2 separate regions of the Mus musculus genome follow, and region 1 is linked to region 2. The links are chromatin loops, found by intact Hi-C in ENCODE. Cell type or tissue: heart. All regions are shown on one strand. Each heading gives the region's core, and the rest is flanking DNA. Links, peaks and the distances in the headings are about the cores only.

Region 1 (16,343 bases), core at 5,181-13,180, 55 kb before region 2:
CTTTCATAGGGGTTGGATGTTAGATAGCCTGTATGTCAGATTTTTACATTATAATACATAAAACAGTAAAATTTCAGTTATGAAGTAGTAACAACATAATTTTATACTTGGGAGTCACCACATGTGGAACTGTATTACTGGATGACAGCACTAGGAAGGCTGAGAACCACTGATCTACCACAATGACTTTAAAACAAAGTTCTTTTACCCTTAAAAGTGGATTTAGCACCTAAAGTTTTCCTCAAGGAGAAAAGTAAAACTGTGTATAAGAGGTAACATAATGGTTGTATGCTAATAAAGTCTGGTTACCTTTAAATGGGTATTGACTTGAGATGTAATGTGTCAAAGAATGAATTGGCAGATTTTACATTTTAATTTTTTTTTTTACTATTACTTGAAGCATTGTACATTTTCTATTGATGAAATCTGATGTGTGAGAAGTGCATGATATGTCAGCCATTTTGTGTCCAAGTAAAAAAGTTTAAAAAAAAACATGATATACTTACAAAATAGAAATCAAATCCATTTAATGAAAGCTTGAGCAAAAATAGATTTTAAATAATTTTTCTTTGCATTTGTAAATCACTTTAGGCAAAGAAGAGACTTTAGCAAATTGGCAGATTTTCATCAAAAGTGCTGATTTTAATAAGTAAATTTGGTATTTGGATGCCCAAGCCTGTAGTTTCTAAACCTTTAGCTGTTATGACTCAAGTCACATACAATGCGTTGATTATTTACTTCTAATCCTGTAAAGATAGTGCTGTCCCTTGTAAACCACATTTGCTCTTAATGCTTGTGGAATTTAAACAGCACACTAGGTGGCCCTAATTAGTAAACCATGAAACTTAGGTAGCTGAGGCCTTTCCTCCGAGCTTTTCCTAGAGCTTGTGGCATCTTCAGCCAAACCCGGGAACTGGGAATTCTGCTCTACTCTTCTGGCAGCGTCCATCTGCAGAATGTCTAGATGTGCAAAAAAAAAAAAAAAAAATCTTCCTTTCACTAAAAAGTTGGAAAAAAATGTTTTATATAGTATAAACAAAATAAATAGGCAGTGCAGGATCACTCTGATATGGAAATTGAAGTATGTAATTTAATTCAAAAATTGAAAAAATAATATGTTCTTAACGTTTGGAAGAAAATAATGTAAATTTAGCAACATTTTAGCAGGCTTTTATTTAATATGCCTATAGTAACACTTTGAAGCTGCCAAAGTTAATATCTCAAGTATTCAGTTTATGTAGAAAATATTTCTAGTACATAGAGAGAAAATAAATTTTCATAAAATTATACTGCTGTGCAAATCAACTGAGTGTTCAAAAACTATTTACAGTATGGGCAGAACTCAGAAAATCAATGGAAATAGATGTTTGATATATTTAACAGTATGGTAATATTCTCAACTCAAACTATTAGTCAAAAATTCTAAGCATTTAAACAAATAAATCATCTAAAATATGAAATACAGTGTCATTTTATTGCCTCAGGTTAGTTATCTGAGTTATAATTAGTTAAATTTTTTACTATAAATATAAAGGACAAACAAGGAGGCAAGCATACTAACAATGTAATTGAAGGTATCTAGGCAATATTTATTCAAAATGAAATTTATTAATCTTGACTGGAACACACTTACATGTCTGTCTTTCGGTTCACCTTTCCCAGAGGTAACTAAGCAACATTTTGTATGTAATGTATAAGCTTGCATCTAATTTACTCAATGATTAGCACAGACAGGTAAGCAAGGTTTTACAGTACCACAGAAATCACTTTGATAATCACAGTGAGGTAGAGACTGGAACCTTGGAGAAAATGTTCCCAAGTTTATGTAGTCATAGAGTGACACCCTGCTCTCATCAAGTGGAATCCATACTTTTGTCTAAAGGAAATGGTCCCAGTGGAAATTAACAATAAATGAACACTCATCACCATCACAGAAATGTGCTCACTACACATGGACTTCTTTTTATGTTTTTTTTTTCCAGACTCTCTCCATCCATCACTGTCGTTTTTTCCTAAGAAACAGACTTATGGGTCAAAGGTACTCAGTGATTACAAATCTGCATTGTCATTGTCATGCATGACCCATCTTTCTGTTTAAAGAGAGCTTTGCTTCCCAGCCACATTACTTTTTGTTGCTTGTTTAATTAAACCTCAGGGCTTGCATGGTTTGTCACGGGATTCATTCAAGGACAATGTTGTATGTTTTCTATGTTTGTAGGCATGGGAAGAAATAGAAAACGAGTAATTGCACAAACTTTTTGTAGCCAAACAAAATCACATGTTCTTGTTGATTCATACAGAAAATAATTCAAGAAGCACTCGAAACAAGGAAGTTTGAAGTCGTGGCAACAATTCTATTGTAAACAGTGCAATGCTCTCCTAAGTTCCTTATTAACATTAAATACTTACTTGCCAATATTTGCTATGCTGACTCTAACGAGATTTCACAATATGCTAAAATCTGAAGCCAATCGACTTTTCTTCCAGAGTTTTGTGTCTTGCTCAATAACCTAGTGGTCTATCACATATATCACTAGTAAACTTATTCTAGGGGTTATTTCAGTAACACTGAAATATATGATTCAGATGCATACAGTTCCAAATATCAACACGCATGCCATCTGTCTGTGTTCATGCTAAGTAAGCATTGAACATCATGGTAATTTTTTTTTTTAACTAAGAGAAGATATGTGTAGTATATATTTCTTCTCAGGTATGTTGTTTCATGTCTTTTCTGCTGGCTCTCAGGTTTTTTTTTTTATAATAAAATGCTAAACCATTTCCCATTATTTGTGCTTACATGCACAATGTGCCAAGTTACAACCTATGTGTCATCTGCAATTCTTGTCCAAGAAAATGACTTACTAAGCTGCAGAGTCATTGAGCTGGTATTCAGATGCCCTTTCAAAGCAGGCTTGGATTCCTGGATCCCCCCACAGTCGTTTAATGATTTCAGCCAGCTGTGGAGTCATATCACCATCTTCTAGTGTATTTGCCATTGAGTGAAGTTGTTCTTGGTCCTCCTGGAATAATATTTTGGTGGGAAGAACAAAAGTATGCTATTTAGGCACAGGCACTGTTTTAAATAGAGCACGCTAAAAGGTTTTTGTTCCTTTCATTTTGTCAATCATTTCACTGAAGAGTTTTTCAAAATCTATGAAGAATAATTAAACTAAAATTCATTATAGTAGTTGACTGATATCTAGAAATGCTGACCTTTGGAAAATTGCAAAATACTATATGAAGAATTTGAATGCTTTGGTATATTTCATTGATTTCTGAATATGTTGTCACAAAGAATAACAGTGCTAGTCTGTTATGGCCTGGTTTAAAATGCTGGTGTGAAAGAAAAATTAGATTGTAATAAAATGTTACTTGGCATGAGGTATTTCTTTTAATTACTTGGGCAAGTGATTACACACACGTATAGACACACAGAGGTACTGACGCTGTACGTTAAATGGTGTGAACTGAGTGCCTTTGCATTAATGTGCCATAGGACAGACATAAGAATTGGCTAAGAATCAAAAAACAGAGTAAGTATTATGTCAGTACATAGTAAGATGTGGAAAGTGATGAGGATGGATCGAAGCTTAGAAAACAAATAAATTCAATATAAACAATCTATGGCTGGCCACAATTTATACTAGTAACCAAAACACTTTTGACAAGTAATTAAGATTAAGAATTTGAGTCATAGAGTAGTTAAATAGATCATGGTAATTGGTTAGGAAAACAGAGAAGTCTGGGCTCAGATCCCCAGTGTCAATATCCAAAGCTCAGGCTCTGCCTGCATAATACCATGCTAGTGAATATCATTATAACAAGTTACAATGTGGGACACATAATTTCTGTCTCATCCTCCTTACAATAACCAGCAAATGCTACAGTGTGTGCATTTACACCTGTACAGCGAAGTACTCTCAGAGCTCCCCTTGACAAGGCAACCAATCCAACAGGCAGCAGAAGAGGAGGCAAGGGCAAGCAGAGTCTGTAGAGTGTGCCACTGCTAAGAGTGAATAGATCCAGGAGGAACTCGTGCTTGCTGATATCAGTCAGTCATTTTCAGCCAACTATAGTTTTATTCTGCTGTTTTATTAAAAGTATGTTCTTTGCCTAAGATATTAATAGCATATCTTTATTATTAAGGAATGTTAAATCTAAAAGAAAACGTTTCCATCTTTCTTTCTGATGAGTTTTTATTATTACAAGCAGGTAATAGATCAGATGACCAATTGATTGTTAAATAGACCAAACTACACGTCTTATTTTCTTATTTTCTTGCATTTGTCCTTGGTTTTTTTGCATCGTGGGAGACCTATTTCAAAATTCTTCCTTCGTATTAGACAGAGAACTACAAATCTAGTGAAATATGATCTGTTCCCTTAATTTTTCATTAATGTTGAGATAATACAATTGAATAATTTCTCCTTTCCCCAAAACTGCCCATAAGGCCCTGTTTGTTATCTTTCATATTCATGCCCATTTCTTTCATTTATTTTGTTACATCCATTGTGGGGCCATAATGGTCCAGGGTTCAGAGGGAGGGTTGAAGAAGCTTCAACCCTAGACACCTCAAATAGGAAGACTACAGGAGTTGGCTACCTCCCCCTCCCAACCTGAAGCCATAGAGCCGGCTTCCCCACATTAACCCGTGTAAGAATTTATTACGCTGACTGTTATTATGATTCACTCATTGTTTTACCTTGTATGGTTTCCCCTCTGGATCCTTCAGCCTCTGAGTATGCAGATAAAGCATCTTCCAGCATCCTTGCCCTGGCCAGAAACTCTGGCTACCTCCACAGGGACATAAATACCCCTTTCTCCCCATCAATAAAGGAACCAGTTCTCCAAAGCTGTTCCCAGCTGTGTTCAACCAGGGCCCTCATCGTTGACACAGATCCTATAGTGCATTCACTGGGCCCCAGCTAAGCTTTTCTTCCTCCAGTCCAGCTAGGTGTGCAATGTGCCTGGCTATCCTGAGGGAGAAGTGGACACAGGGAGGCAATATATGTATGAGTATATACATATATGTGTATGTTTTTAGGGTTGACCATTTAGTTGGAACGTTCTTCTACTGCTAATGTGCCTTTGGGGCAAATGGTGCATTGAGGAAACTTTTCCCAGGGTCCATTCCTAAAGAAACAAATCACCTGCTTTTTCAGCAATTCTTTATAAACCAATATGTTCTTCCATGCCTCCATGTTATTCCACATTAAGCTAAACTACAGTTTATTTATATTGCTAATTGGATTTTTACTAAAACATTTAAATGTCCCGAAATCCTTTCAAACAGATCCTCAATTCTAGTATTTTCCTGTAGGGGATCCATCTTATTCTGTTCATTATGTCTTGATTTCTGCATTTCCCACACACACCTGAGTAAAGACCCTCTTGATTTTTAGTTCATGCTATTTAGTGGAAGCTTGTGGAATGATAGTCAATGGACTCATACCAAAATACCACCAGGCCAAACAAATGAGACAATCTTTGAATGCCAAGATAACCCTCCCCCCAACCCTGCCCCCCCCCTCTCTCTCTCTGTGTGTGTGTGTGTGTGTGTGTGTGTGTAACCTTCCAGACAGCTCAGTTCTACAGGCAAAGTTAAGAGTCTTTTGGTACAGGGTGTGGGTGTAACCTCCAGTGTCACTGTTTTGTTCTAGGGCTGATTCATTTGGCTTGGCTCTATAGGCACATGCCACCTTTTCCTTCAAAGCCTGTGGTTCCTTCCTTCCTTCACTGCTTACATGGTAAAGAGAACCGGACAGCTTAGGACTCATTCCTTCAGCCAAGGTGATGCATGCTCCATAGCTGCTGCTCTCCAGTACCCTGAGGAACAGGGAAATTTGTATTTTCTTTTTCTAGACCATAACATCATTTCATTGAATGTAGGTCATTTCAATTCTTGATACTCTCGTACAGTCATAAAAACACAAATAATTTTTAAAATTAAACCCCCATCTTGAGGGTTGCTGTGTGCATCTCATTTTATGCAGAAATATTTGCAGAACTATATTTATTTGCTTACTTACTTTTTTTATTCATCTCTCATATACTACATTCTGAGCAGTTTCCTCTCCTTGCTCTCCCTGAAGTCTCCCCACTTTCCTCTCCCCCACATCCACTCCCCACTCTGCCTTCCCTCAAAAAGGAGTACATCTCCCAGGGACATCAAACAAGCTACAATAAGAGTAGGCACATACCGTCACATCAAGGCTGGACAAGGCAACCCAGTAGGAAGAATAGGGTCCTCAGAAGTAGTCCAAAGGGTCAGAGACAGCCCCTGCTCCCACTGTTAGGAATCTTACAAGAATTCCTAGCTATTCAGTCACAACATAGTAGAGGACTTATGTCAGACCCATATAGTCTCCCTGATTTCTGCAAGTCTGCGTCCCTAGTCAGTTGACAATGTGGGTCATGTTCTTGTGTGTCCCTGGACCCTTTGATTGAACCATTCTTAAGGAATCTTACTCTACCTTTTTATTCTTCTAGCACTCTCAAAGTACACTTTCCCCTGTTTCATGTTACTCATAGAATTTATTCAAGTGCCTTTCCCCTTCTTACTTTATTGGTTTTTTTAGTGTATAGGTATACAATGGCAAAGACTTTTGTGGTTTAGTTCATTTATACACTCTGATGAGCAACAAAATACGTGTTGCTAAAATATTGTTGAACAAGCAAACCAAAGTAACAAATATGCTAATTCTAGAAAAACTAAGGGCTTTTTACTCCTCTATAATTTCATTTTAAATAAACCCTGAGGATTACTGCGCTTTAGGGTTCACAGGAGTTCCCAAGACAATCAGAAACAGGCATTTACATTCTAAGTCATAACAATAGCAAAATTATAGAGAAGAAGTAGCAATGAAAAGAATTTTATGCTTGGGGGGGATCCCCATGGCATGAGGAATGGTATTGAAAGGTCACAGGTCATTTTCGACGCCATGTAGCCCAAAGCAGTGATTCTCAACCTTCCTAGTGCTAAGTGTTTCTTTACAAATGAGACAATGATTCTTCATTGTTATTATGTGCCTTGGGCAGACTTAGAATCTTGTTGAATTCATTCTGAACCATGCAATCACATTTCCAAATAAGAGAGAAAAAGATATATCAGATCCCGGAATAGAAGACTTGCATGTCTGTTTGAGAAGTAATTAAAAATGTCAAATGCTGTTGCTACTAAACTTTCAGTCTTTGAATATTGACAGCTGTTGAGAATTCCTGATCTGTTGTAGGACACAGGTGATCCACATATATTGCTTACAGGAATTCAATTGCAGAACATTTTGGGCAATTTTTTTCTAATTATCATCATCATAACTCCCATCCTGATTATTATACTTGTGTGTGTGATGTGTATGATGTGTGTGTGTTCAGGTATGCCATGGTGTACATGTGGAAGTCAAAGCATAATTCCTTGGAGCTGGTTCTCTTTTCTCTTTATATGTATTTACTACATCACCCGGGGCCATTAGGCTTCTCGTCAGTAGGCTTCCTATTTCTTTGTAACAACTAGAGAATGTCACATTAAAAATGCAACTACCTGCTACATTTTTTTCTTCCTCTAAGCATTTGATTATTTCTTCTCATCTACTACCCCTTTAAGTTCCTCTATGTAAATCACAATAGCCTGTAACAACATGACCAGAAGACCTACGTTTACATCCGTAGACAGAATACCACATTTAGCTTTAAATTCATGTTTGCAATTGCTTGCATGTGTAAACGTCTTATAGAATGAGGATGCACAAGACTTCTAAGACACAGTGAGCCGTCTTAACCACTCTTCCAGTGAAAAGGATTTACAGAAACTCACATGCAGCTGTGCTAACCCGCTTAAGTGCCAAACACTTTATAAAGATCAATAGCCAGCCCCCCTTTCTGAGTACAGTTTTTCCATTTCAACTACAGATGACTAACATTAGTTACTGTATCTCCAGAAGCAACCCAAATGTTTGCCACATAAACATAGAATATTTTAAAGGATCTCTGATGAGAGAATTTCTGTGTAAAAACTTTAATTACTTTGTATCTATTATTGAAAAATAAAAGGAGAAGATACTTACCTGGACCTTATTTTCTAAAGTATTCTGATTTTTAATGGGTTATTTATATTTTTGTCTCTTAGTACTATTTGTAATTTGATGAAGAGACTGTTAACATTTTGTGCATGAAGAAATTAAAACAGAGATGTATAGTAGCTTTATTTAAAGCTAAATACTCGTGGCTAAACCAACTTACATAGGTTTCCTGTACATACTGTCTTTAATTGGAAATCTTTGTGATGGTGTACAAATGAATGGTTATGTGAAAGTATCTATGCTTGTATAACCAAAAGTATCCACCAAATCATAGGTCTGAAAGCCACACAAAGTAGTGCTTAGAAGTTAATTTGTTGGGTAAACAGTTTAAACCAGGTACAACATATCTTCACCTTTCAATAAAATACTAAATGAATGAGTAAAAGTGCAAATGTTTACTTCATTTGAAACAAAAATATGATCTGTATAGGACTAGAAAACTATGGTGTCCTGACATTCTGGAGGATAGGACACAGGTGCTTCTGAGACATCATAGCAACTTAAATGGTTGCTTAAGATTGCACCATTGAATCTGCAACCCTATAGGTGGAACAACATTATGAACTAACCAGTACCCCGGAGCTCTTGACTCTAGCTGCACATGTATCAAAAGATGGCCTAGTCGGCCATCACTGGAAAGAGAGGCCCATTGGACACGCAAACTTTATATGCCCCAATACAGGGGAACGCCAGGGCCAAAAAAATGGGAATGGGTGGGTAGGGAAGTGGGGGGGGGGAGGGTATGGGGGACTTTTGGGAATTGGCATTGGAAATGTAATTGAGGAAAATATGTAATAAAAATATTTTTTAAAAAAGATTGCACCATTGAATGTACAGTGGCCAAAACTTACACTTTTAAAAACGCTTTTAGTAAGCTAATAGTAGTACTGTTTAGAGTCTGTCATTTGCACTCCGTTTGTATAGCACCATGTCCTGAAGAATGAAGAGGACCAGCCAACATCACTATTTATAAAACTTGTGCTGTATTTAGTTCACATTATTTTTAAAAAGAAGCAATAGGAAGTTTAGTGATTTTCCACTTCCTTGACAAAAAATACATGTAATTTCTTATATGCAAATTCCAAGACCTTTAAATCACTGTCAAAGAATACAGAAGGCACACACATTCTATTAACTAATTACTACCTGGGAGGGAAAAGTAAAATAAATGTTGCCATGAAAAACGTTTAAAACCATCTTCACATAGGGCAAAATACTGTAATGGAAGCCAGGCAGCAGTATGCTAAGCCCCAGGAGTCAGCTGACTGAGGCTAACCAACTAACCATTGTTGCTCTATTTTTTCTGACCTTTAAATAAGGATTATAGTAGTAGTCCATTTCTTAAGAACCATTATAAAATTATGTGTGCTTAAGAAAAGCCAGAGTCAGAGATAACAGAGCAGCCATAAATAGAATTGGTTCAACAAATCATAGAGTAATAAAAATAGGAGGTCTTGGAGTTCTTGATTGTCTTCTACTTTATAATGTCCACATGTAAGTTATTTTACTTTATAAGTGAGTACATGTTTGTGTCTCTGGGTCTGGATTACCTGAATGGACTGGATCTGGAGGACATTTCATGGGTGAAGTGGAAACTCGTGTTATCGAAACTCCATGGAGTCTATGAGAATAACCCTAGCAAAGACTCCTGGTAATAGAGGACCCTGAGCCTGAACTTGCTATCTTCAGTATCCAGAGAAGGCTTCTGTTGGAGGAATTGGAACAACACAGCCACAAAACATTTGGACTTCAGCTTGTCCTGTCTGCATAATATTCTGGAACCAGAGTCTAGTAAAATCTTCATCAAATAGACCAGAGAGACTTTATCCAGTAGCTAAAGAGAGACATAGTCTCAACCAAACATTAGGTGGAGCTCCAGGAGTCCTGAGGGGGAGGAGGAGTAAGAGGAGGAGGAGGAGGGATCAGAGGAATGAGAGAGGTCAAAGACATACCAGGAGAACAATGCCCATGAGTCAACTGACTAGGGACTCAGAAGTTAGAAAGCCTGTAAAGGTCAGACCTAGGATCTCAGCATATATGTTATGGCTCAGTAGCTTGGTGTTCTTGTGAGATTCCCAACAGTGGGAGCAGGGACTGTCTCTGACTCTGTGCCTGTTTATGGGACCCTTTTCCTCCTACTGGTTGCCTTTTCCAGCCTTGATGTGATGGCATGTGCCTGGTCTTAATTGTAACTTGTTATGCCTTATTTGGTGGTTGTCTCTGGGAGGCATACTCTTTTCTGAGGGGAGGTGGAAAGATGGATCTCTGGAAAGGAGAGTGGGAGGGGGTGGATCTGGGGAATAGGGTAGGTGGAGGGAGGTGGACATGGTGGGATGAGAGGTAGAGGGAGGCAAGACTTGAAGAAGGGGAGAAGAGGGAAACTGTGGCCAGGATAAAATATATGAAAGAATTAAAAAAAATTAACAGCATAGAAATGGGTATTTTCCCTATTATCCCAATAATTTCCTAGCCTCATTTACATGCTCAAACCTGGGAAGGGAAGGAGAGTAGGAAAGCACTGGAGTCTTTTGCTAGTCTTGCATATGGTTTTTCCTCTACCTGTGGTTCCTGTACCCTGATCCTATTGGAGACTGTTCAATTGATGCCCTCTGGAGATAACCAGCTACTCTGGGAGGGGACACATAGAAATGGAGAAGGTCTTTTAATGATTTTCTTGTGATTGGGGTTACCTATTGGCTTTTAGACAATAATATATGCATAGTTTTTATAATAAAATAGTTTTAAACATATTATCTGTTTTAAAAGTAAGTATATTTTTAATGCATCATGATGTATGAAATAAGTATTGATTAAATACAGGAAAAATTCTTGTAGATAGATGCTATGTTATAAACCACAGTACAGCTATGCTTCTTTTTTTTCTCTACTACCATATTTAATACTAAGTTTAATTCCTAGAAAACAGTTCCTTTTTAATAAAATTATAGTACACAGTAAAAAGAGATGTTTTCATTCAGAGAAAAATCATAAAATTTAAGTTGAAGACAGTTAATATTTGCAAAATTATTATATTTTTGATTCCTAGACACATAATGGGACAACAGGCATAATCTTAAGATTATTTTAGCCCTCATCCCACCCTAGCCATGTAATTAATCACATGGGCATACTTACTCGGCTCCTAGGATTGACATAATCAATCCCCAGTGTAGCCATGGCTTTCACAATAGCTAGGATGGACTGCAATGTGTTACTGTAAATCACTGCTTTAAACTCCATGCATTCTTGTTTGCTGTAACCATTCTTATGGATGATCCTGCAATTAAATGTGAAAAGCTTTTGTGAGGTGAACTGTTGTAGCACAAATGACCATCAGTAATAAATAGGTTGAATAAAAGCACTGTACATAACTTTAAAAAGAAAGGCTTTTAATGAGGGTGTGTGCTGACTTTGGACAACTTAACACTTGAGAATGTTTCTCATTCATTGTCTTTTCCACATAATGTGGGAGGAATGTGTGTTAAATATAAAAAGAACTTAAAACTTGTTCTAGATCAAATACTTTTTCAAATATATAAGTCACAAAGATTTTTCTTTTTACAACCTAGACTCCATTTTCAAGAAGGAAATTCCCTGGTCTCCAGGTCAGAGATGAGCCTCCTGACCCGAATTCTGATGCGGTGTTTACACCATGATTTCTGCAGGATGTGAAGTCACTTAGTGGAACGGCCCTGGCTTTTCCCATCATTTAAGACATACTTGGAACAACTGGAAGTAGGAGTGCCTGCTTTCTATTTACAGCATTAACAAAGGCATTCTTTTTTTATTTTTTTGTTCAGGTAATTGCTCTCTGTTGAATCCCTTGCCATTCCTCCATGTGCGTACGTGCTCCAGGGTCTAGAGAACTGAATTACCCAGACCGTAGGGTTGGCTGGGCTCCTCTCTTCCTTCCACCCATTCACTTGGAAGTCAACCTTAACTTAGGGTTTAAGAATAATACCTTGAAATGGATTTCCCTTTAAAGCTAAAATTCTGTGCTAGTGCTCATTGTTGCATCTTTGCATCTTCACTAAGAGATAAATTCTTGTTTCTTTCTGTTGCTCTTTTGTTTATTTTATATTGTTTTTACAGTGCTTTGGGTTTGTTTCGTTTGTTTATTTGGGTTTTTTGGGGGCCTTTTTTTTTTTTTTGACTGTCACTTTTCTCGAGATTCATGTTGTGCCTATACACATGGAACCTCAAGCATAAGGGGCAAACAGAGCACAAACACCTCTTCAATGCCTTTGAAGAACTTAAACTAGCAAATGGAAGGGCCAGGCACTGAGAGGAGTGAATGTATGTGTGTGTGTGTTTAATTTATTCCTTTACATTTGATTACCAACACATGCTCATGTTTATTTTCAACAGGTCCATGCTTATCTGCGTTAATCTATTAAATCACTTGAATAGGCAAAAAAAAAAAAAGAAGGAAGGAAGAAGAGAAGAGGACAGGAGAGGGGAGGAGAGAGGAGAGGAGAGGAGAGGAGAGGAGAGGAGAGGAGAGGAGAGGAGAGGAGAGGAGAGGAGAGGAGAGGAGAAGAAGAGAAGAGAGGAGAGGAGAGGAGAGGAGAAGAAGAGAAGAGAAGAGAAGAGAAGAGAAGAGAAGAGAAGAGAAGAGAAGAGAAGAGAAGAGAAGAGAAGAGAAGAGAAAAGAGAAAAGAGAAAAAAGAGAAGAGAGAAGAGAGAAGAGAGAAGAGAGAAGAGAGAAGAGAGAAGAGAGAAGAGAAAAGAAAGAGAAAAGAGAAAAGAGAAAAGAGAAAAGAGAAAAGAGAAAAGAGAAAAGAGAAAAGAGAAAAGAGAAAAGAGAAAAGAGAAAAGAAAAAGAAAAGAAAAAGCTCGATGGTGACTTAGACCACAAGAAAGCAGAGAGTGTTATTTCTGAATATATCCAGGCATAATTGTTGACTAAATCCCAGTCCTCCATCAAACATTTTTAAAAAATGATTTTAATTATTAAATTAAAATGGTAATTGTGAATAAATGTGGGGCATCCGAGTTCCTTTGGTAAATCAAGTTCCTCTGATTCTTCTCAGCCTGTGGGGAAACATACAATAGAAGAATACAATTTCTTCTAGAAAGAGTTCTCTAGCTGTAAGTTGGTTCATGGCTCTGTTCAAACTAATATGATTTTATTGCATATTTTAATTCTTCATTATATACTGAAATAATGAATGAATCACTCCTCTCTCTCCTCTCACTAGAGCCATAGTGGAATTTCTGTCAATGCAGCAGCAGCTATTGCACACCGCAGCCACCAGCCATGCTATAAAACAATTTTACAGTTTGGATCTTCAAATGCCATTGAAATCACACATAGCTCAGAGAACATAGCCATCAAATTTTAACATCATGATAAAATTTCTAATGGGCAGCAACAAATTATAGAAAGAATTATCATTTTCAAAGATTGTTGTGCCATATAAAAGTTTATAGCCACATCTGTGTATGGAAAGAGACATTAGGGAAAATGTAGTACATTCTTTTACGGGTAGATATACTAAAAAAAAAAAAAAAAAGACAAGGAGTCGCAGAAATAATAATCTGATGACTTTGGAATAATAAGATCCACATTAATGGTCAAAAGGAAGAGGAACTTTATAGATACAAGTGAACAGATATATGCAGTTAACAAGTTTGGACGTGTGCTAAGCACCGGTGTTGGGCAAAGATTGTTGTAGTCATATGCATTGGTTGCATTAGTAATTCAAATGGATGGTTAATAGTTTCAGCATTTTGTAAATTGATTACTTATACTCTGTTTTAATTTAGGAGTCTTTATCTCCTACTTTCCCATTTTAAATAATTGCAGAAATCATATTTTACATATAGTTTGATACTTTGAATACTTAAATTACTTCTGTTATACATATTTCAAAATCTCATTGAAGTTTCTCAGAAATATGTATAGACAAAAAATACTTATAATTTCCTAGTTATTTATATGTGTATATATGATTTAGATTTATTTTTTCTGTGGCCCCTTTTGCCTGATTATGTAAGTAACCTGTATGTGTTCCTGGTTCCTTTGGATACCAGAAAATGGGACCACGTACCCTGCAACTACAGTTAGGGATGGGTTTAAGTGGCCATAAGTTTTACTGACCTGCTTGCCTGTTATCTTTGTTGAAAGGACTTGCTGGGGTTAGAGGCTGGGGGAAGGAAAGACATGTGGGGGCATGGGGTATGGTGTGTAGGATCCACAGGAAGCATGAAAAAGGGTGGAGTTCTTGGAAACTAACTTTCATCTTACGCAAAGTCAACAAAGTACACTTAACAGCCAAACCATCTCTCCACCAGAAATCTATATTAAATATAGAAAAAGTATTCCTACTAATTTTTTTGCAAAATGTACTTCTACAATTAGAAGTAAAATTATTAGCAGCTCTGGTTGATATAACATACCTTCTTTATAGCACAGATTAGCCTCATTCTTGTAGCAATCCTCCTGTCTCAGCCTCTGAGGGTTATGAGAATAAACTACCACATCAAGCTACAATTATGTTTTTATAATTTATTGTAAGATGGAATGCCTAATTTTTGACTAGAGCTTTTATTTTACAGATAGTAAAGTTTGAATGAATTATATTATTTAACTTCTTTGTTACAGGTAGTTAAACTCCAACTGCTCATTGGTTTTTCTTTGTATCCATGTATTTGGCACATTATTGTTTTAAATATCAGCCTATATTTCTTTATATATTAGCCAGTTATATATCTATAATAATTATTATTGGCTTTCCAGTTTTCTATTTTTGTCTACTTATACATGATTTAATATTTGATTTTTTTATATAGCAAAATGACACTTCATTAAAAAACTATATTTAAGATTATAAAACATAGAGACATAAAAAAATAAGATAACAAAGTGTGATTATGTCCTAAATAAGAGGGTAGTAGAAAAGAATAATTATCTGAAAGAATGAGAAATAACTTTGCTGTTAGGATGGGGTAAAAGTCATAAAGTATGGTTTAGAGACAGATGGAAGGGTTAAATATTTTCTGGCACCTATATATGAAACTTCAAAAGTCATAAGTAAATTGATAGGCAAATCACATGAGATTTTAATGTCATAATATGTCATGATGTATAATATCAAAGTAAAAAGTGGGCTGGGTTAACCAAAGAGCTTCATCGCTGATTATCTAACCTCATTTTGTTTGTTTGTTTGTTTTTTTAATTGAAGATTTTAATCATTGCAGTTTTGTTTAATGCTTCTGTATTCAGAAAATTAGGCAGTTACCCCATTGTAAAGAATGGATAGAAAAATTAATGTAAGAGCACATCAGAATCTTTTGGAGTGATATTAGTGAACAAACATTTCCCGTACTATAGAAAAAAAAAAGGCCAATTTCTGCCAAATTCCAAATGGATCCTTGATTGACATATTTGAAATGTCTTTGCCTTATAGTCACAATGTTACAAATCTAGATCATTTGAGGATTGGTATGATTAAGACATAACTTCTGGGATTAATACTGTTGAAAGGTAAAATTCAAAAGAAAAATAGAAATTACACTTTTTATTGAACAATAAAAAAGAATATATACACACTCTAAAAGTCAGGATAACTTTGCCACTACCCACAAATACTGAAGCGATTACCTTAATTCTGAAAAGTGGCACACAAAGCATTCCTCTTAGGATTTTTTCAGTGTGTATAATGTTACTTGTATGTGTGCATTCCGGGCTTACCATTTGTTATTGGGCAACTAATTGGTGTCTCTTCTCTGTAGAAGACTATTTGTGCAGCTGCTAGCCTCCATTATGTCCCTGTAATTCTGTGTAGGATTGAAGTCTCTTGGGCTTCCTCTGTCCACGTGAGGATGTCTATTAGTCCTATTTCAGCTCATGATTAGTAATCAGTCATATTGCTGAGACTTCATTAGCAGATCATACTTAGTCATAAATATGTAACAAAATTTACTGAAAAAAGAGGCAATCAATATGGAAAAGACCAAGAAGGGGGATGTGGGAAGAATTGTAGGGAGAAAAGTAAAGGGAAAAATAATGAAATTATATTATAATAAAAACTAAAATAAATAATTAAAACAGAATTGTTCAATGCATAGAGAAATATCAAATGGCAAACACTCAAAATACTTCTGTACCTACTTCATTTGTTTAACAATAGTGCTTTTCCCAGATTCACCTGCTCCTGAAACAAAATGAAGCAGATGTTATTCACTGATATACAGATAGTATATTAAAACCTATTTTATCATGCATAAATTTTTTACCTCTTTTTATGTAACTTCTAA
Region 2 (16,343 bases), core at 4,161-12,160:
AGATCACACGAACCTTGAAGGTCTCTGGATGCGATCTCTTGACAGAGTCACCATGTAGCTGTATTAACATTCCTCTACAACAAGATATTCTGATTTTAGTATTTTGTCTCAGTGGCTCTGAGTAAATTTAGATGTCTTCATGTTTGTGAGGTGAAGAAAATAGAATTCTGAAAGTAAAATTCTAGGTAACATTTAACAAAGGAGAAAATTTATGTATGGCTGCACATGATATAACAATCCTTATCAATCTCTGTGTTTCCACATGTTCATGTAAAAATAAAAAATTTAAATAAGATTATATCATTTTCCTTTCCCAATTCTTTCCAATTTCTTCAATGTCTCTCTCCCTTTCAAATTTCTATTCTTATTCTTTATTATTATTCCATATATTATATGAATATAATGGATAAATGCAACCCGCCAGATGCATTTTTAGTGTTGCTTGTATGTATACGTTTCAAGGCTGACCATTTGAGATTGGATAGTCATCTATGTCCTCATCTCTGTAGAAGATTAACTCTCCCTGTCTTCACATTCCTTAGTTGCCTATTGCTCTTATTTAGTAATAGGGCATGTGTATTTTTCCCCATCTGCTCTGTCATATAAAGAAGACCCAGTCTTTCAAAAGACTTCTAGGACCTCCATTTCTTAAAAAAAAACTTCTGTCCCCTCTTTCATCGTGGTCCTTTCAGTCTGAGGTGTAGAAATTGTGTTGTAAAAATACTCAGTGGGTTTGGGGCTCCCCGATCACTTGTGGAATTTTGACTAGTTCCTGTCTGCTGTAAGCAAAAACTCCCATTTGTACACACTTATTTGTATGTATAAGGATATACATTTAGAATGTATTTAGGAATTAAAGTAGTTTATGAAAGTGGCAATAATTGTTCTCCTTTGAGATTTATGACCCCAGAAGCCATGGGTGACTGATTAGTTTTTCAGTATCATTATTTTCCTTCAACTGAACAGGATTTATGTCTAGTTAGACTGCTGTCAGTCACAGCTAAGTTATGAACATCACCGTAATACCTGTTGAGAGTGCATACTATACTGGTCATTGTGGTTCATAGGACAGGTAGGAGTATCGGATGCTTTCTGTGGTTGCAGTTTATATAACACCTTAAGGTCCTATCAAAGTTATCATGCAGGGCAGAGGTTTTGGATAAGATCAAGGCTGACCCCTGAGTTCTGTGTTCAAAGTATATGGACTCTTGAGAAATAGTGATTTACTTTCAGTTCCTGGGAGATAACTAAGGGCAACAGTAAAGGCCTATATTGTCTGGAGATTCTCTTAGACTCCTCTGACCAACAACACAAGAAGATCTTTTTACATGCCTGATACAAGACTTTTGTTAGTCTGTGGTTCCTGAGGGAGCATTATCATTCCAAGTAGTATATTTCATACTATATATACTATGCATATATGTATAGTTTTAACTAAATATAAATTGATATAATTCTTTATGAATTTTTCAAGCATGTTTATTGTTATTTATCCTTTCCCCTTCTTTCTCCTTTGGATTCACCTCTCTAACCACTTTATAAGTGGCATATAAGACCTTTACCCTACTTTCTCTATTTCTGCCTTGTTCTTCTGTACCTGTCTCTTGCATTCCTCCTCACCCTGGCCCCATTTCATATGCCTGGTTTCTGTTTTTACTTCAGGTTATGGCTATATACTCACATCTAAAAATTCATAGAAGAGACATACAGATGAGAGAGAACATGTGGTTTTTGTGTTCTCAATTTTCATTCAGTAATTTTTTTCTACTTCTATTCATGGTCTGCAGATTTTATGATTATATTTTTCATTACATTAGAACAATATTTCATTATGTATATTTAACATGTTTTTAATCACTCATTCATCTGGTGAAGAACGTTTATATATATATATATATATATATATTTTCTTTCTTACTTCTTGTTAATAAAGCAGGAGTAGACATGGCTGAGCCATTGTCTGTGGAGTAAGAGTTCAAGTTCTTTGGGTATATGCCAAGAAGTAGCATAACAATGACATATCATAAAACAAAACAAGGATGGTGAGGATGACTCAGAGGATAATGTGCTTGCCTTGCATGCTGACCTAAGTTCATATCCCCAGAACCCAAGTCAAATGAAGTCAGCAGCACATATCAATAATCTCATCATTCGTGGGACAAGATAGGATGAGAAACCAGGAGACTCTCCAGACGCTCACACCCTATACAATGATGACCTTCAAGAGATCTCTCAAAACAAGGTAGAAGAGGAAGATACCCCCCACACACACACACACACTTACTTTAAAAATGAAAAAAAAAGAAGAAGAAGAAAGCAAAGAAAGGAAACTTACCTAGAAAATTCTCCTGAGCATGTAATGTACTTTACTTATATATATAAATTTTATTTTTCAAAGGGTGCCTCAAGTACAAAGGTCCCTAGGATATATGACTTGACTTTTTGACTGCCTTATGAAACATAGAGCCATACTGATGAAAGAGTAAATGAATGCATGTCCACAGCTATTGTTGCTGCAGGAAGAATTCTGTCTTCTCTCTTCAGTTATTGTTCAAGTTACTTCAGTAATCTGTAATTTTCTTTTTGCTTTTTCTTCATTGTATTTTGAATTTTTAAATATTTTAAATAAATAAAAATTGGCTTATAATCAAGAATGTTATATTGACTCTTGAAATTTGAGACTGAATTATATGAACCCATTGTGATCTTCTCAATGGTGAAAACAATTTTTTCATTATTTGTACTTTATTTTACCTTGAAAACATTAGGTCTGAAAATAGCTCAATGTCTTCAGGACAGGGCCATAATTTTCAAAGGGAACAGAATCCACATTCTTTTGCTTTTGGCTTTTTGTTATTGTTTTGTTTTGTTTGTTTGTTTGTTTGTTTGTTTTTCCAGACAGGGTTTCTGTGTAAAGCTCTGGCTGTCCTGGAACTCACTCTGTAGACCAGACTGGCCTCGAACTCAGATATCTGCCTGCCTCTGCCTCCCAAGTGCTGGGATTAAAGGAGTGCACCACAACTGCCTGGCTAGAGTCCACATTCTTGTGGGTCTTTCTTTATATTACCATACAAAGCTTCCAAATGCAGTGTAAAAATAGTGTTGTCTAAGACAAAAGTAAGCATTTGAAAATTGAGTTGTAAAACTGTTATGAAACAGAAGGAAAGGTTATCAGTTTTGTACCATAGATAATAAAAAAATGAAATAAACTATACTCTTCAAAGTTCTTTATAACAAAAAAAGTAATGAAAGAGCTGTTGCTGAAGAGAAGTTTCAGGATAGAAAAGTTGAGGCATATTTTAAAATAAATACACTAAAAAGAGAAACACATTTGATAAAGAGGCAAAAGAGACTCTGGAAATAAAAGAAACTGAAGAGCCAGATGTAGCTTTCTCAGTGGCACTGGGGGGGGGGGAGGGGAGGAAGACCAGTAAAGCATCAGTTAGGAAAAGACCTATTTATCGTGGTCAATGAATTTTTGCAAAAATCAATGCAAGGACCTGTAGCACATTAGCAATTGTAGCCAGTAAAGGTGAGTCTTCAGAGCAAGTTTATTTAACCAGGGAAAGAAGAAAAATTTCAGACAGTAAATTTTTTTTCTGAATAAAATGACCATAAATCTAAAATCTGGAGAAAAATATCTATATCTGAAAGGTTTTCTGTGATTCTCATTTGTAATATAACTAAAGGGCCAACTCCAAAGTACCTGACAGTAAGTGATGAAGAAGCCGTTGCTGAAGAGAAAGTTCAGGATAGTTAAGTTGAGATATATTTTAAAATAAATATACTAGAAAGAGAAACACATTTCGCTATTCCATGTCTCTCTCAAAACATGGAAAATTAACAGGTAGGAGTTAGCAGTCAGTTAGTAGTGCTACTTGTGGTCTCCGCTAAAACAAACTTAGGGCACTTCTGGCCTCATTCCTCAATAGATGAATCTTCTTCCTTTCAGAACAGCCAATAAGCCTTTTGAGTCTTTCCCTTGTTGCTATGGTATGTGCTGTTGACTTCAAGGTATGCCGCTAGTTCATAAAATGTCAACTGAGATTCTAAGCATTGTATATACTCTTCTCTGGTTTGGTATAGGTCTCAATAGTACATACAAGAAATCTTCTTTTAAAGTACTGGGTGCTGCAAACCATGTGGTGTTTCCAAGATTTTAGTAAGATAAAGATGATCATGAGGAACACAGTCCCACCATGGAAGAATTCTTATGCCTTCCTTTACTTCCACCAATAAGTTCTATATCATGGACATCTCCTTACCGTCCCCTGCTTCCTTACTTGCTCATATAAGGAATTGAGCTCAGGACCCAATCAAACAAAGTAGCAGTACTCTACGACTCACCTGTATGTCCAGCCCTCTCCTTCCTTCTTTTTTTAATATTTAACAATGTCACCTTAAAATTCTAGGCTGTCCTTCAACTCATTCTGTAACACAAGCAGGTCCAAGATGTATGATCTTCTTCTTCATCCTGCTGCCTAATTGAAGGTAAAAGCATGTAATGTTAGGATTGCTTGCTTTTATGTCTTTTTTAAAAATAAAATACAATCTTACTTAACTTAAACATAAAATTCTGTTTGTGCAGTGGAACATCAGGTAGCAATATGAAGCTTGGTGTTAAAAAACACATTGAACACCCAGAAAATACCCATCTGCCTGAAGTCAGAGCAGCACTAAGATGAGATAGTTTGTGGTAGAGAGAAGGGAGAGAAAGAGGAGAATTGTGTGCACAGTGAAGAGAGGCAGAACTGGAGATCTGAGGGCCTGATGTGAGTAACCTGTGCTGCTGCTACTACAGGCTATGGTGGTGTTCTGTCCTGTGTTGCTACCAATGATCAGGTCTGAGTCTGTGGCCCTGCAGCAGTGGGGGTCTGTGTCTATGTCCATGGTCCATGCTACCACCAAAAGCCATGCTCTGGACCACTGCTTGGGGCCATGTTGTCCTCACCTGTTATTGGATGCAGCACTCAGGAGATCTTACCTTGCCCCTCATGAGGGTAGGGGGTAGTGCTGCAGATCTGGCATAGGACAACTGGGAAGCTGATAAACTCAGCTACCACTCACTCAGGCCCAGATCCAGGGCTTTGAGTTAGCAGGCCCCAATATTTACCCAACCGATGAACTGTTGGAGCATGTTAAGGGGCCATTTCTGCAGAAGGAAAGCTGTAGACTCTCCGTGACACAAGGCAACAACAGGATATCTCAGAGGAGTCTAAGCAACGATCATAGTGTAGCAGAAGCCAGAGGCCTTGGACAAAGCCAATGACTCATTACAGTGAATATTTGCAAGTAAAGCTGTTTGGGCAAAAGGATATAATATGTGACACACTGCAGCATCTATGGAAAGATTTTTTTTTTATTTTTTGTTTTCTTTTGGTGAATGTATTGCAAAGGGTAAAGGGCAGATATGGAAGGATGGAGAGGTGAGAGAGGTTGAAGTTTATAATGTGAAATTCACAAAGTATCAATAAAATGTTTGAGAAAAACAAAAACCAAACTTATTGGGCTTCCATAAATACTATTCCTGTCAAATCATTCTTGTCACAGTACAACCTGCTTGATGACTAAATTATTTGCTATGGATTTCAATGTAGATTTTTACAAAGGGTTTCCACACCCTATGTAAATGGTAAATATTTCTAAACACGATTGTGCATCAGTAACCACCATGTCAAAATAAATAATGATCCTCAAAAAGAGAAAATAAAATACCCTTTTGCCATATTTTAGGTTTTACTAAAGGTGAGAAATGTGAACATATGCTGACCTATTTTAAAGACCTAAGGGTTCTTCAGTCATTTCAACTTTCTGCTCCCATTTACTAGGAAATCGGAGCACAAAGCTCAGCTTAATTCTTGGGTGTGGAGGATATTTTCCAAAGCCCAATATTTCAGATGCTGGCTGAATTTAATGACTTGTTTTTAATGTGTGGCTTCCTTTCCTCACAATGAACCAAAGTCAATGAGTTTTGAGTTGATTGATGGAGACTATTACAACACATGAGGAAGACAGCAAACTCTATTAAGACAGGGGAATGTGGGCTCTTGGCATTCAAATGGATAAAATACATAGGCAACTTTGACTGTCTCCATCTACTCTATAAGGGTAGATGTCAAACTTCATAATCCCCGGTAGAAGGTAACAGCTGAGAGTCCCATGGCTGCTGTCAAAAGGTTGTAGGAGGGTTTTACACTTCATGTGGATGTTGAAACCCAGGTATTAACAGTCTCCCACAAATAGTCATAAGTTAAAACACTGGTCCCAGCTGGTGACACTATTTATGTAGGTTTTGGGTACTTCGCTTGGTGTGGCCTATAAAAATGAAGGTACTAGAGAACTGTGTAGAGAGCCTCTCTTATAAGCATTATCTGTCAATAGAAAAGACAATGGCCAATGAGCAGAGGCAGAAAATATGAGGTAGGAAGAGATACTGGTAGGAAGAGATATTGGTAGGAAGAGAGAAGATTGTGGGAAATATTAAGAGTATAAAAGAGACATCCAGCTATTTTGAAGGCTATCATTTCCCTAATTTCTTTCTCAGCCTGTTTATTCTTTGAGTAGAGGAAGGCTACTGATTTGTTTGAGTTCATTTTGTATCCAGTCACTTTGCTGAGGTTGTTTATCAGGTTTAGGAGTTTGCTGGCGGAAGTAAAGTATCATCTCATCTGCAAATAGTGATATTCTTCCTTTCCATTGTCTCCCTTTGACCTCCTGAGCTCCCAGGGACTAAACCACCACCAAGGAGTACACATGGAGGGACCCATGGCTCCAGCTGCATATGTAGCAGAGGGCCCTTGGAGGGCATCAACATTTGAAATGTAAATAAAGAAAATAGGAGAGAGAGAGAGAGAGAGAGAGAGAGAGAGAGAGAGAGAGAGAGAGGAGGAGAGGACAGGAGAGGACAGGAGAGGACAGGAGAGGACAGGAGAGGACAGGAGAGGACAGGAGAGGACAGGAGAGGAGAAGAGGAGAAATTCAAGGAACACAGTGAGGAGGAGAGGGACATAAGCCAGCAGGGAGATTCTGAGGAGACTCAAAGAAAGAAGTGCACCAGGACTAAAAGAGAGGTAACTGACTACATCATAGACATAAAATAGTTTAAATGGATAAACAAGTTAAGAGCTAGTCAGGAAAAGAGCCAGAGCTTATGGCCTAGGCATTTAATAATAACTAGTTAGTCTCAGAGTCATCATTCCAGGAGCAGGACTGGGAAGGAAAAAAATGTTTTCCAGAAATGTTTTGGGAGAGTCTGCCTTACCTTTGGCCTGCCTCCCCTACATTTATCCTCTTCCTGGCCATTATGATGTAATTTGTTGTGTACTGCTATGTCCTCCCTGCCACTATAAACTGTGTCCTCTGTAATCATGAGATAAGCAGTCTCTTCCTGTAAGTTATTTATGTCAGATGTTTTGTCCAACTGATAAGTCAGACAAAACAGAAGGCTTGGACACCTAGTAGCTGGAGAAGCTACTAGAGTTTTGGATCAGAGAAAGAATTTATGTTGTCCTTTCCCCAGTGCTTGGGTCTGGTAGACAGAGTTATGAAACCAAGGGCCTTAAGGAGACAAAATTACAAAGAGGTAGGCAGTACATCTACTCTATGCTCTGCTCGTCCCTCACTGCTTCCACTGACCCACATATGACTTCAGCATCCATGGTGCCAAATTACACCCATGGTGACTCTTGCCCTAGTTTCCATCCCTAAGAAAACTTCCATTGTATTCTACATCACTGAAGCAGCCATGTGTGTCCCATTGGCAATGCTGTCTTTACCACACCTACTTGCTCTGATAGAAATCACCCTTTCCCAAAGTGGCCTTCTGAGAATGAGGACTCTCTGAGCCACTGCTGTATGTATTGTGTGCAGAGAAATTGAGTTTAGCCAAATAAGCTTAAAGAAGAGTACACTGTGGTACATAATCAGAATAAAGCCAGCACAGCCTACAAACAGGCTGGCACCCTCAGACACATGCATGACTAAGATATTTCTTAAGAAAGTCACTTTATAAAATTAATAGAGGCAGTGTGGTCTATCAAGACATAAACATCAATACTGTAATGTAGGATAGTAAAAACATATGAAAACCAAGGTCCTATGGTCTCTTGTTATATAGGTAGCTATAGCAAAAAAAACTTCAAAGAAAGAAATTTTGATTTGCACCTATTAATTAATACAAAAGTATGAACATTAGGACACAAGCCTTCTGAGAGTAGAGAAAGATAATTCAATAAAATTAGGGGAATGACTGATACTAAAAAGAATTAATAAAGAGACATCTTGAAATAAACCAATCAGAAATCTAGGGAATAAATTTAAGTAGAAAAATATGAACAAAGAAATGTGTAGTGGTACATCATATTTGTAGTCTCAACATGTGGGTACTAAATGGAATGAGAATTCTGAAGCTACATTGAATAGCATGTGTGTGTGTGTGTGTGTGTGTGTGTGTGTGTGTTTCTGTTTCTATGTGATCTAGATCAATTACAAGAAAATAAATTTTGAAACATCCCAGCAAGCTATATAAAAATCTACGAGTAAAAATGAATCAACAAATCCTTGTTGAGACTAAATAATTTGTTTGAATAAATAAACAAATATTCTAATTTTGTTATGTCCTGAAGGCCAAAGGAATGAGAAAGCATGTGACCCTGCTTGATGAAAGACTTGTGGAAAGTCTAACAAAGTTGGGAGATGAATATGCTTCTAGATTCATGGGCTTATAAGACCCTCCAAAAACTCTACCTGAAAAGTTCCTCTTAGTGGCCTAGTACAACTGAACTGTCAGAATTACTGGGCAGAATTACTACAAGCTGCAAGAGAGAACTATCAACTATATTTGAATAAACATGCATTAAATGAACTGCAGGAGCAGGAAGGAATGTTATCCTACATTTTGTATTTTTTTTATTACGTATTTTCCTCAATTACATTTCCAATGCTATCCCAAAAGCCCCCCCCCCCCACCACCACCACTCCCCTACCCACCCATTCCCATTTTTTGGCCCTGGCGTTCCCCTGTACTGGGGCATATAAAGTTTGCCTGTCCAATGGGCCTCTCTTTCCAGTGATGGCTGACTAGGCCATCTTTTGATACATATTCAGCTAGAGTCAAGAGCTCCGGGGTACTGGTTAGTTCATAATGTTGCACCTACATTTTCTATTTTGAAAAGAAAATAAAACACAGTCAGGAATATATAATTAGAAAATGATCCTTCTTAAATGAGAGAGAAATGGAAGGACTCTTTTGTCTACACACAAAAGACACAGTACCTGGCAGTGTCTTGTGAAAGATTCCCAGGAAGGAAGCCTAAGAATACAGCACACTGGCGAGGATGTGGAGAAAGAGGAACACTCCTCCATTGCTGGTGGGAGTGCAAGCTTGTACAACCACTCTGGAAATCAGTCTGGCGGTTCCTCAGAAAATTGGACATAGTACTACTGGAGGATCCCACAATACCTCTCCTGGGCATATATCCAGAAGATGTTCCAACCGGTAATAAGGACACATGCTCCACTATGTTCATAGCAGCCTTATAATCACCAGAAGCTGGTAAGAACCCAGATGTCCCTCAACAGGGAAATGGATACAGAAAATGTGGTACAGTTACAGAATGGAGTACTACTCAGCTATTAAAAACAATGAATGTATGAAATTCTTGGGCAAATGGATGGAACTGGAGGATATCATCCTAAGTGAGGTAACCCAATCGCAAAAGAAGTCACTTGATATGTACTCACTGATAAGTGGATATTAGCCGAGAAACTTAGAATACCCAAGATACAATTTGCAAAACACAAGAAAATCAAAAAGAAGGAAGACAAACATGTGGATACTTCATTCCTCCTTAGAATAGAGAACAAAATACCCATGAAAGGAGTTACAGAGACAAAGTTTGGAGCTAAGGCGAAAGGATGGCTATCCAGAGACTACCCAATCTGGGGATCCATCCCATAATCAGCCAGCAAACCCAGATACTATTGTATATGCCAGCAAGATTTTGCTGAAAGGACCCTGATATAGCTGTCTTATATGAGGCTATGCCAGTGCCTGGAAAATACAGAAGTGGATGCTCACAGTCATCTATAGAATGGAACACAGGGCCCCCAGTGGAAGAGCTAGAGAAAGTACCCAAGAAGCTGAAGGGTTCAACAATATGAACTAACCAGTACCCCCCAGAGCTCGTGTCTCTAGCTGCATATGTAGCAGAAGATGGCCTAGTCAGCCATCATTGTGAAGAGAGGACCCTAGGTCTTGCAAACTTTATATGCCCCAGTACAGGGGAATGCCAGGGCCAAGAAGTAGGGGTGGGTGGATAGGGGAGCAGGGCGGGGGGAGGGTATAGGGAACTTTCGGGATAGCATTTGAAATGTAAATAAAATAACTAATAAAAAAGAATATAGCACACATGTGAACCTGATGCTGTCATCTGTTGAGAAAAAAACATGTCCTAGTAGAAATATTTGACATACCAGATATAGATCAATAGAAGTTATAAATATCAGAATGTTGTAGCATAATCTGAGCAGACAATATTGCGTGCATTTTATTAGTCAGCCTTTTTTTTTAGACCAATGAATACATCATACAATTCTCTCTGTCCCCCAGTAGGCATAAAAACCCCATCAGTTGTAATAGAAAAAAGGAATGAGTATTTAAAAGATTTGGAATCAAGAGAGAAAGATAGAGGCATCAAGGGCTAGTCTATACACCCTTCCCAGTGTGTTCTCACTCTCACAGTCCTTGGCTGAATTTGAAAATGTACTAGTAGGATTGCAGCTACAAGACCTGGGGATAGACATAACTCCACAGTAAGGGATTTCATTTGTGTTTGAAACATTTAAAGGGTTTGAGATATGGTGGTTGTCCCTTTATGCTTTCTAGCAAAATTTGGAGGAAACATGATTATGCAACCTTACCCAATCAAAATGGCAGTGTATGTAGTAATAGGTACTTCATAAACTCACATCATAATACACTTTAATTCTAATCAAGTACTGTGGAAAATTCTAGTCTCCCTTTTAATCTGAAAAGATTTAGGTATTAATAAAGGGAGGAAGGGTGGAAAAGTAGTTGAGGGTAAGAATTCACTTATTCATTAAGAAGTGAATTATGAATTAAAGAACCACAATATTACCTTGAAATAGACCTATTAATAATGACATTATTTGTTAGCACAACTTAATTCTTAGAAATAATTTATCTCTTAGAAATAAGTTTCGAGGAACAGATGGAAAGTAGAAAACTGTACATCAGAGGCAGGAACACAAGCTCACTTAGTATGATTGGTGTTGTGTGTAGTTTTAAAATTTACACTCTTTCTCTCCTTTTGCTAGGCTCTGTAATCAGCAGGCCCTCTGGCCATCAACTCAGCCCCACAGCTCACTCACTTGCTAATGCTTTCCTGAGTTCCTGTCTATGTTCAGAGAATAGCCACCACCATGTTGCCAGCTATTGTTTTCCCGAGAGTGCTGACTGTTCATCCAGCTGGCTTGCTAAGCTGCCCAACAACATCCCTCCTGAGAACTCTGTAGCTATGGTTCTCATTCCACTTGGCCACCCAAGGCAGCCTGCTTTTTACACCTACCTCCTTTAGCCCCAAGGAAGGAAAACACTAGATACTTTTATTATTTTAAAACTGACCAGATAACTCAATGGCTGAGAGAAGAATATCCTGCCCCCTCCTCTTTTGTGGCCATGGGTAGTCCACAAACTATTTCTCCCGAAAACCTACATGTCTGTGCTTCCTCTCTGCTCCACAGCCTGGTCTAAATCTCCAATCCTCTCTGCATCACCTTCTTTTCCCTTTTGGCCCAGAAATCCCAACTTATCCTTCGCCCAGTGATTGGCTTTTGCAATCTCCATTGACCCAATCAAGAAACAGGGTGTTGGACAATTTTTAGATGCTTTTCAGCCATTTGGTATTCCTCAGTTGAGAATTCTTTGTTTAGCTCTGAGATTCCACTTCACATCAGTCAGAATGGCTAAGGTCAGAAACTCAGGTGACAGCAGATGCTAGTGAGGATATGGAGAAAGAGGAACACTCCTCCATTGCTGGTGAGATTGCAAGCTGGTACAACCACTCTGGAAATCAGTTTGGCGGTTCCTCAGAAAATTGAACATAATACCAGAAGACCCAGCAATACCACTCCTGGGCATATACCCAGAAGATGATCCACCTTGTAATATGGACACATGCTCCATTATGTTCATAGCAACATTATGTATAATAGCCAGAAGCTGGAAAAAATCCAGATGTCCCTCAACAGAGGAATGGATACAGAAAATGTGGTACATTTATGCAATGGAGTACTACTCAGCTATTTAAAACAATGAATTTATGAAATTCTTAGACAAATGGATGGTTCTGGAGGATATCATTCTTAGTGAGGTAACCCAATCACAAAAGAAGTCACTAGATTTGCACTCACTGATAAGTGGATATTAGCCTAGAAGCTCAGAATACCCAAGATACAATTTGCAAAACACATGAAACTCAAGAAGAAGGAAGGCCAAAGTGTGGATACTTCAATCCTTCTTAGAAGGAGGAACAAAATACCCATGGAAGGAGTTACAGAGACAAAGTTCAGAGCAGAGACTGAAGGAAGGCATGACCACCCAGAGACTGCCCCACTTGGGGATCCATCTCATAAACAACCACCAAAACCAAACACTATTGCAGATGCCTATAAGAGCCTGCTGACAGGAGCCTGATAAAGTTGTTTCCTGAGGGGCTCTGCCAGTGACTAACAAATTCAGAAGTGGATGCTCACAATCATCCATAGGACAGAGCACAAGGTCCCCAATGATGGAGCTAGAGAAAGTACCCAAAGAGCTGAAGGGTTTTGCAGCCCTATAGGAAGAACAACAATAGGAACTAACCAGTACCCCCAGAGCTCCCTGGGACTAAACCACCAATCAAAGAAAACACATGGTGGTACTTGTGTCTCTAGCTGCGTATGTAGCAGAGGATGGCCCAGTTGGTCATCAATGGAAGGAGAGGCCCTTGGTCCTGTGAAGGTTCTATGCCCAAATTTAGGGGAATGCCAGGTCCAAGAGGTGGGAGTGGGTGGGTTGGGGAGCAGGGGGAGTGGATAGGGGATTTTCGGAGGGGAAAATGGAAAAGGAGATAAATTTCGAAAGGTAAATAAAGAAAATATCTAATAAAAAAAGAAGAAGGTACCTCAAGTGATATCAAAAAACAAACAAACAAACAAAAAACAAAATAATAACAAAAAAAAAACAAAAATGAAAAGAAACAATTAAAAACAATTAGGGAACCAGATTTTAATTATCAATTTCTCTCTTACATCTTACATTTTCTGTATATATATGTATATATGTACATATATACATATATACATATATATACACATATCTATATCTATATCTTCTTTCAGATATAAATTTTTAAAAAATCATGATAAGTAGACTACACAATATGAGGTACAAATGGCATCCAGTCCATCAATTTGTAAATTTAGATAAAGTACTTGTACTGGCTGGTTTTGTGTGTCAACTTGACACAGGCTGGAGTTATCACAGAGAAAGGAGCTTTAGTTGGGGAAGTACCTCCATGAGATCCATCTGTGGGGAATTTTCTCAATTAGTGATCAAGGGGGAAAGGCCCCTATGGGTAGGACCATCTCTGGGCTGGTAGTCTAAGGTTCTATAAGAGAGCGGACTGAGCAAGCCAGGGGAAGCAAGCCAGTAAGTAACATCCCTCCGTGGCCTCTGCATCAACTCCTGCTTCCTGACCTACTTGAGTTCCAGTCCTGACATCCTTTGGTGATCAACAGCAATGTGGAAAGTGTAAGTTGAATATTCCCTTCCTCCCCAACTTGATTCTTGGTCACGATGTTTTGTGCAGGAATAGAAACCCTGAATAAGAGAGTACTCTACCATCTATCCTACTCTTGTGAGCGCCCGACTCACCAGCAAAGCAGACGCCACAACAGGATCCTTCTGCACATGTTTATTGGGAGAGCTTGATTGCAGAGGTGAAAAGACCCCAAGCCCAGAACTGGTGCTGCTTACATAGGCCTAGGAGAGGCATGTCTCACACCTGGATTGGTTATGCTTTACACCTCATTTGCATGTTCCTCATCTGATTGGCTATTCTCTCTCAGTACCTCACTGAACCTCATTATCATACCTCATTTGCATGTCTCTCATCTGATTGGTTATTCTCTCTCAGTAACTCACTGAGCCTCATTATCATACCTCATTTCATGTCTCCCATCTGATTGGTGATTCTCTCTCAGTACCTTACTGAGCCTCATTATCATGCCCAGGCCAGGCAGTGACTTGGTGAAAAACTTTACTGCATATGTACACATTGGTTGTTTACCCAAACAACATTGGTTGTTTAGCCAGCACCACCCTGCAACAGCACATGTGGCTTACCTTAAAAGGCTTATAATTCTACACCCAAGTTATGTCTTGGCTTTAGCTTTTATACCATCTAAAAACCATTCTCTCAAATCTATATCATATCTCTCAATTTTAAATAGCGAGGGTTGGCTAAGAGACTACGGACAGTCTTCAACCCTGCCAGAAATCTGGAAACAACTTAAATGTTACCTGAAAAATATAGGAAGCACTAAACATAGTTTGCAAAATTAAAACAAATTGCAGAGACAGCTGCCTACCTTCACAGTCCTCTATTCCACAAAATGTTGTCACAATTGTCTTCAACCTTCTAGACAGACCTTAAGCCAAGTACGAAATTATTATGAAGGACTAGCTTATTCTGTATTGGCAGAGCTAAGCTGTCAACTATCCTGCATCTTGTGTCCTTTTATGGACAGTATTTTTTGCCTGTAGAGAATTAGGGCAATTCTTCCTAATGGCTGCCCTGCCACGAAAGCAACCTTCTGGAGGTAATGATGTGCAACGTCCTCTTCAAACTGTGAAGGGGGTGCTGTCAGGAGCAGACCTGTCTCTAGACAAATGGTTTTTAATAATGAGATGTCTTAGCTTTCACATTCTGTGGACTTCTGATGCTTTTGAAGATATCTATCTATGCAAAGTATATCTGAACTGTTGCCCTTTAACTACTCTCAGCTATTTCTAATTGAAGTATCTCAAAACCACCCTTTTATTATTAACTCAGAACTATGAGTTTGCTATCTGTCTCTAAATTCTTATTCTTGAAAGACTTGCATAGGCACAATACCTGTCTAAGAATAACAATACTAATCTCAAATTTTGTATCAATATACAGATTTATACCAATGAAAATCTTAATTCTATATTAAGCTAATTTCTGTACTAACATAAGAACATATAACTTCAACTTTGCATCAATTATAAAGATTTCTACCAGGGCTGGAGACATGGCACAGCAGTTAAGAGCACGAGAAGAGCAGTACCTCTGAGTTCAATTCCCAGCAACCACATGGTGGCTCACAACCATCTGCAATGGAATCTGATGTACTATTCTGCTATGTCTGAAGACAGCTGCAGTGTATTCATATAGATAGAGATAGAGATAGAGATAGAGATAGAGATAGAGATAGAGATAGAGATAGAGATAGATATATGGATATAGATATAGATGTAGATGTAGATATAGATATAGATGTAGATATAGATATAGATATAGATGTAGATGTAGATGTAGATGTAGATGTAGATGTAGATGTAGATGTAGATATAGATATTTGGATATAGATATAGATATAGATATAGATATAGATATAGATATAGATATAGATAGATATAAAATTCTTTAAAAAATAAAGATTTCAACCAATTAAGATTATGGCTACACAATGCTTAGTTCAATGCATTTAGTAATTTATCTGATATATTTCCTCCCTGTTTAAAATTAAAACCATTTCCAAATTATCTCTTAAAATGACAACCTAATTATAATTTATTAAATAATTATAAGCAGACATCCAAAAGCAAGGAATAATGATTCTCCACAACTTATTCCTGCTGAATAGGGTGGATGACATTTCTTCAAAGCTGAAGAAAAAGTAGGAAAAATAGGAGATTTGGCTAGGCCTTAAGAAAGCCAAGTCAACAACAATTGCTATTTAGTCTCTGATGCCTAAGTTCTGACTGGATCCTTCTGAAAGGCGGAATGAGGCAAGATGATTTGGAATCCATTCCACTAGCAGTCCCGGCAGGTGAGTTCAGCCTGTCTGAGGATAAATCTCACCAAAGCTGTACGCTCTGCAATATACAAATCTCAAAAGGGAATTTAAGTATCGTCAAGATATCTGTATGGATTGTGTGAGTCTGTGTAGGGTGTACAGACGAGCTAAGAATGAAATTCTGCTCCTTGTTTGAGCATGTGAAAGACAGTCTTTTTTTATGAGCCAATTTTAAT

The links. A loop is a pair of places that touch in the nucleus more often than their neighbours do. Peaks named below come from ENCODE experiments on the same cell type or tissue, not always from the same donor. Only the 100,000 strongest peaks of a DNase experiment are listed, where the experiment ranks them.
Region 1: a loop joins it to region 2, with 4 times the contacts of the local background. A loop is called at or near these places in 5 of 42 quality-filtered maps.

The regions. Positions count from the first base shown.
Region 1 is chr5:17,986,334-18,002,676 of GRCm38, reverse strand. It overlaps Gnat3 (guanine nucleotide binding protein, alpha transducing 3), which reads right to left. Exons shown (of 8, transcript NM_001081143.1): 2 at 16,198-16,240; 3 at 11,217-11,358; 4 at 2,866-3,023. Among named protein-coding and RNA genes, the nearest start is that of Gnat3, 32 kb to the right of the region's middle. In heart, for the core only: a CTCF peak has its summit at 9,939; a DNase peak (open chromatin) is centred at 11,886.
Region 2 is chr5:17,929,822-17,946,164 of GRCm38, reverse strand. It overlaps Gm31612 (a long non-coding RNA gene), which reads right to left and starts at 13,975. Exons shown (of 3, transcript XR_389766.2): 1 at 13,937-13,975; 2 at 4,348-4,481. In heart, for the core only: no CTCF peak of the experiment used is centred there; DNase peaks (open chromatin) are centred at 7,444 and 11,484.